Regions from separate parts of the Homo sapiens genome. Here region 1 is linked to region 2. A link is a contact called in ENCODE Hi-C data. All regions are on one chromosome and are shown on one strand. Each heading gives the region's core, a stretch centred on a gene start or an enhancer-like site at or near the end of the contact. The rest is flanking DNA. Distances are from core to core; before and after follow the strand shown.

Region 1 (3,039 bases), core at 18-2,517, 330 kb after region 2:
GAATATAAAGGAAACCATATACATCCAGCTGTGTCAGGCTTTTTACCAACATGAGTTTCAACACAGGCCTCTACATAGTCTTGGCTTTTTTAGGCACTGATAATAAAGTAAATTTTTATTTGAAAATTCTTGAATAAAGGTTCTTGCTGGTCATACAGTATATTATGTTTTAATCAACAAACTTTAACAGCCCGGAATTTATTATTAGTAATAATGTGTTATATATTATATGTAATGTAATTTGCTATATATTAATATATGTTACTATTTATTATGTATTAGTAAACTGAAAAACACCAATTTGTAAGCGATGAACTTACAAAAATTTACACCTGTCTTTTGCAACCCATAAATACCTAAAAATAACAGCATCTGATAGCAACTTTCTGTGCTGATTGTAGAAATTTCTGTACTGTCTGTACTGTCATGACAACCCTAGCAAAAGCTAAGTACTAGATTAGAGTGTGTGCACAGCTGATTGTGAAGCTGCATGAGAGAGGTGCTTTATTAATCCCCAAAGCTCACTACTGTAATTTATACTGTTAAGAATAAAAACTGAAAACATAAGTGCTTTCCAACTATAAAGTTCAAGTTCAAGGATTCATTGGAAATAAGCCAGAAAGTATATTTTTATTTTAAAAATTAAAACAAACCACCCAAGGAAAATAGTATTCTTAGGTAAAGTGTTTTGTTGTTGTTTTAACTAGCAAGGAAATTCTCAATTTCTATTTCACAGGAAAGAACAATGAAGAATTTTTCCATCACACATACCCAGCCTCCGTTTTGCCTTATCCATTCTCCTGTGTTATTCATTATGAACTCCGCAACAAAATATGAAATCTCCTTATAGGTATCCACATCCGGGGCAATTTGCTGTCGTAGAAGTTTCTTGATGAGAATACCTTCAAATGCAAATATGGTTACAATTCTTCCCCAGTTAATGATGCCGTCTTCAAACTCCTTTTCCATCACTTGGTTGAATAGTGTTCTGGCAGTGTCTACGGACACAACATTAACATTGTCCAAGCATGACTTCAGATTCTTTTCCACTTCTTTTTGGACTGAGAACGCAACATTTTGTAGCACTCTGGACGTTTTGCTTGGACCTGATCCAGGTTGTGGTATCTGTAGGACGCACTGCAGATAGTCCTGAGCCAGCCTGTAAATATATCCAAATTCACAGTCTGTCATCTTCTGCCTGGTGGAGAGCAAAGTCTTGAGCTGGCTCACCTTGAAGCTGTTGAGGCAATGTGCTGAGAATGCTCACTGAGCTTGACTGAGTTATGACACATGATGATACATGGAGGCTGGTGGAATTTCTGTTTGCATCACTTTATAATATCCTTCCTCCTAGTCACTTTCGTGCGTAGGCTGTGTTTCATGTCATGTATGAAAGAGAAAGTTTAAAATGTGAAAGAGGAAAATGTTTCAGAGAAGCCACTTCCTCATCCTGTGATTAATTCAGCTTTGCAAGTCTTAAATGCAGGATGTGGAGAAATTAGAATCCTTGTAGATTGCTGGTGGGAATGTGAAATGGTACAACCCCTGTGAAAATGTTGGCAGTTTCTCAAAAAGTTAAATACAGAATTGTCAAAAGACCCAGCAATTCCATTCATAGGTATACACCCAACAGATACTCAAATACTTACATACGAATGTACATGGCAGCACTATTCACAATAGCCAAGATGTGGACACAACTCAAATGTTCATCAACAGACGAAAGGATAAATAAATTATGGAACATTATTCATCCCAAAAAAGGAATGAAGAACTGATACATGCTTCAACAGGAATGAACCTCAAAAACATTAGGCTAATAGAAAGAAGCCAAACAGAAAAGGTCATACATTATGTGATTCTATTTCTATGAAATATCCAGACAGTTAAATCCATAGGATAGAAAGCAAATTGGTGGTTGACAGGGGCTGAGAAGAGGAAGGAGTAACTGCTTAATGGGTAGAAGGTTTTCTTTTGTGTGATGAAAATGTTTTACAAGGCCGGCCGCGTTGGCTCACGCCTGTAATCCTAGCACTTTGGGAGGACAAGGCGGGCGGATTGCCTGAGCTCAGGAGTTTGAGACCAGCCTGGGCAATATGGTAAATCCCCGTCTGTACTAAAATACAAAAAATTAGCCAGGCGGGTGGCGTGTGCCTGTAATCCCAGCTACTCGGGAGGCTGAGGCAGGAGAATTGCTTGAACCCGGGAGACAGAAGTTGCAGTGAGCCAAGATCACGCCACTGCACTCCAGTCTGGGCAACAGAGCGAGACTCTGTCTCCAAAAAAAAAAAGAAAAGAAAATGTTTTGCAGCTAGATAGAGGTGGAAGTTGCACAACACTGCGAAGGTACTAAATGCCACTGAATTGTTCACTTTAAAATGGTTCTGTGAATTTCAAATTTAAGAAAAGTCTTAAACGCCATCCACGGGGTAAACCGGAGTAACGACAATTTGGAATGGAGACTACAAAACAGCCTGGGTGGCAGAGAACAGGGCCTCTCGAGGTGACTCTGGCAGTACCGCCCTTGATCATTTGTAATTGAGTAAGGATGATACCGAGAGGGAAGAAAAAAATACCCTCTTTGGGCCAGGCACGGTGGCTCACCCCTGTAATCCCAGCACTTTGGGAGGCTGAGGCGAGCGGATCACGAGATCAGAAGATCGAGACCATCCTGGCTAACACAGTGAAACCCCATCTCTACCAAAAATACAAAAAATTAGCCAGGCATGGTGGCGGGCACCTGTAGTCCCAGCTACTTGGGAGGCTGAGGCAGGAGAATCCTTTGAACCCAGGAGGCGGAGCTTGCAGTGAGCTGAGATTGTGCCACTGCACTCCAGCCTGGGCGACAGAGCGAGACTCCATCTCAAAAAAAAAAAAAAGAAAAAGAAAAAGAAAATACCTTCTTTGGTCTTCACCTTCCACCTACTCTAGAATTTCTGATAGAAAACAAAATTCTGCTTTAAGCCTGACTTAATTCACATTTTTAACTCAGGTAAACTATCCGATGTGTGGATTAGAAATTGCAGGACCAGAAAGAGC
Region 2 (3,082 bases), core at 118-2,617:
TTTTAGAGGAGACCGCACTTTAAAAATTGAACAGAGATGAAACATGTATCTGTCTCCAAACAGATACCAGTATATCCAAATACCAGTCCCCAACACAAAAAGATAAAGCCAATTCAATCAGCTCGTGGAAAAAAAAAAAAAGAAAAATCAGCCAAACAGTTTTTGTTTCCCATACATTCATTACTTTTTAAAAATCCATGCAGATAACCGATCTGTGACTTTTACTTTTCAACTGGCTACTCTGGTAGCTGAAAAATGGTAGCAGATCTATTTAAAAAAAAAAAAAAGTAGCTACATCTGCTGCTAACATGCTCATAAATGTTTTACAGTTCTCAAGGTACTTTGATGTGTGATACTCTGGTTGAGCTCAGAACATTTGTGCTTCTGACACCTACTTTAGCCTGGGCACTGTTAGGCATTAAGGCTTTGCTCGCTACCCAGAGTGGTCCCTGGACCAGCAGCTTTGGTATCACCTGGGAGCTCATTAGGGAAGCAGCATCTTACCCACCCCAGACCTGCTGAATCAGACTCCGAATTTCAGCAAGATCCTCTGGTGGCTCCATTGCTCATTACAGTTTAAGAAGTAACACTGTAGAGGATAAAGTGACAAATAAGACATGTCGCTTGTCCTCAAGAAGCTAGGAAACTTGAAAAAGAGAGGATCACAGAATTGGATAATCACAATACACTGTGTTAGATGATGTGATGGAATAAAGCTCAGAGGGCCCTGGGAGCCCTAAGGAGGGTCATGCTGGCCCCTGGCAAAAAGTGATCTTAAGCTGACCCCGTGAAGTAGAAGATCACCTTTTGAGAAGGTGCAGGAGATAGTTTCCACAGACAAGAGGCCCTGCCAAATGAGTGTGCATGTCTGGGGATGTACTCCATGCCCAAAGCCTTATCAGGAAGCATTAGTGATGCTCCTCTTTAGGCACCAGCGGCGTCCCCATACCACAGATAAGGAGGGGACTTTGTGTGTCAGAATCTGGGCAGCATGGAGGGGTAGAAGTGGAAGCAGAGGCTATTTGTTTAGCAATAACTCTGTGATCCCTATTATATGCCATTATGTTTCACTTAGCTTTCACTTAATAATAATTTAGTTTGCATGTGCTTCTGGGCTAATGCTTTGTCTAGCCATAATAGAATGCAGGGACACCTAAATTACCCATAGAATAATCAAATTAAGTAAAAATGCCTCTCTCTTTGCTCACCGCATGGAAGAGGTCACTGACACCAAACAATGTCATTTCTGGTGCCCCCATAAATGACTGAAGTCAGACCTTTCTGAGCTGATGAACCCAGCCTAAGATTCCACAGGCTCTGAGTCATGGTGGTGACACAGCAACAGCTCTAAGATAGGAATTGGAAGTAGGAAAAGAGCTACCCCAGGGAGGGCCTGCAGTATGCCACGAGTGGTGCTGGCCACCTTCCCAGAAGGATTTTCTTTTGTCCTACAGTGGACCTGCCCCAGTTGACAAACAGCAAAGCAGAGGTGGGAAAGGCCTCTGCTGCTGAGGCATATCAGGCTCCAAACTCCTCCTACTCCCCGTGTGACTATTTCCCATATAAAGTACTATCTCCCAAAATACTTCATTCTTTTCTGCCATCCTTCCCACCTCCATTCCTCTCCTTCCTTCCCTCAATCTTCCATCACCCCAGACTCAGTGTCTCAGGCATTTGCCAGCAGCACTCATCACCATGATGCCTACAGGTCCTGCTGACATCCTCTTAGTGTGTGCTCCAAAATGCATTTATATCTGCATTTCTGCTTCTGATTGTTTTCTGCCTTTTAACAGCATTGATCCTAGTCTCCACTTCAGCTCTCTTCCATCATGCAACCCCCATTCCCAGTGATCAATAGGTGCTTTCACCTGTAGCATCTCATATCTTATATTCTATTTATTCCTGGCTTTCAGGACAGATGGTAAGCATCATAGAGGCTGCTGATCCAGTGATTGTAGTGATGTTGAGGCAGGATGAGAGTAGAGGGTAAATAGGCAGGGTGCTTAAACAACATAACCTGAAAAAGAAAAGCTAGCAAGAGCTTGAACTGTGAAGGAGGGAGCAAGGTTGATGGTCAAAGACAGTGCTCAACATCAAATGCAAAAAGCAAATTTGCAATATGAATGACCCAAAAAGCTTAATGTCAGAAACTGGGAGAATCCTAAGAAGTGAAGAGTAGCTTAAAGTAAGTCTCTTATATAGATCCCATGGCAAAGGCTCATTCTCTGATGAGACCAGCTGGAAGAAACCTGCTGATCTAGTCATACGTGGCTTTAAAAGCTCTTTCGTGAGGAACTGAAGGCTGAATGGCCTACCGACTGGGCAATACCATCTTTGGTTTGGAGCTTATTTTTGGTCTGTGCAATCCCTTCTTAGGTGGTTTAATCAAATCAGCAAAAGTGGAAGGCTGCCCTTCTCCCATGGGTCCTAGTGACTATTTTCTGAAACTCCTTTGGGTGTACCTGTATTGAGTTTAGTGGAACAAGGGGAAACATATTCAGACTTCACAGCTCATAGTAGGATGACCTATTTTCAGCTACAAAGTAAGGAAGAATGCCTCTCACCCTACACATGTGTACACACCCATTTGCAGAAGTTACCCAAACAACCACTGTAAAGTCAGTGGCAAGAGTAAGAACTGGTTTAGAACAAGACCAGTAAAAGAGCAGAGAGTAAATATTTTAAGCCTTGTGGGTCACTCAGTCCCTGTCACTCCTACTCAGTTCCTCCACTAGCAAAAATGCAGTCCTAAATAATACATAAATAAATGAGTGTGCTGTGTTCTAATATAATCTTATGTACAGACAATAAAATTTAAATTTCATGTAATTTTAATACATCATGAAGTATCATTATTCTTTTGCTTTTTTAAAAACAATTTCAAAATGTAAAATATATTTCCTAGCTCACAGGCCAACAAATCAGGCAAGCAGGCTAAATTTGCTCTGTGAGCTGGAGTTTAGCAACCTCTAGGTTAAGAGATCTCTGTATAAAACATAATCCTAGAATTAAAATTAATCCATTTTCCAGAATATTAGTCACCCTCATAGCTGTGGTTCTCAATCCTGTAGGCAAATCAGAA

What was found. A loop is a pair of places that touch in the nucleus more often than their neighbours do. Pooled maps may share reads with other maps.
Region 1: a pooled map shows a loop between it and region 2 (2.9-fold over the local background). The contact joins the promoter of BCL2A1 here to the enhancer-like site in region 2. A Hi-C loop is called at or near these places in 4 of 50 pooled maps.

The regions. Positions count from the first base shown.
Region 1 is chr15:79,969,929-79,972,967 of GRCh38, forward strand. BCL2A1 (BCL2 related protein A1) reads right to left here and starts at 1,268. Exons shown (of 2, transcript NM_004049.4): 1 at 772-1,268. The coding sequence starts at 1,191. RefSeq lists an enhancer at 692-1,891.
Region 2 is chr15:79,639,029-79,642,110 of GRCh38, forward strand. No RefSeq gene overlaps it. Among named protein-coding and RNA genes, the nearest start is that of TRC-GCA5-1, 100 kb to the right of the region's middle. RefSeq lists an enhancer at 553-1,131. Within about 2 kb of position 1,368, at least 2 of the 41 ENCODE cell types and tissues checked have a DNase peak (open chromatin) inside an H3K27ac peak, as active enhancers do.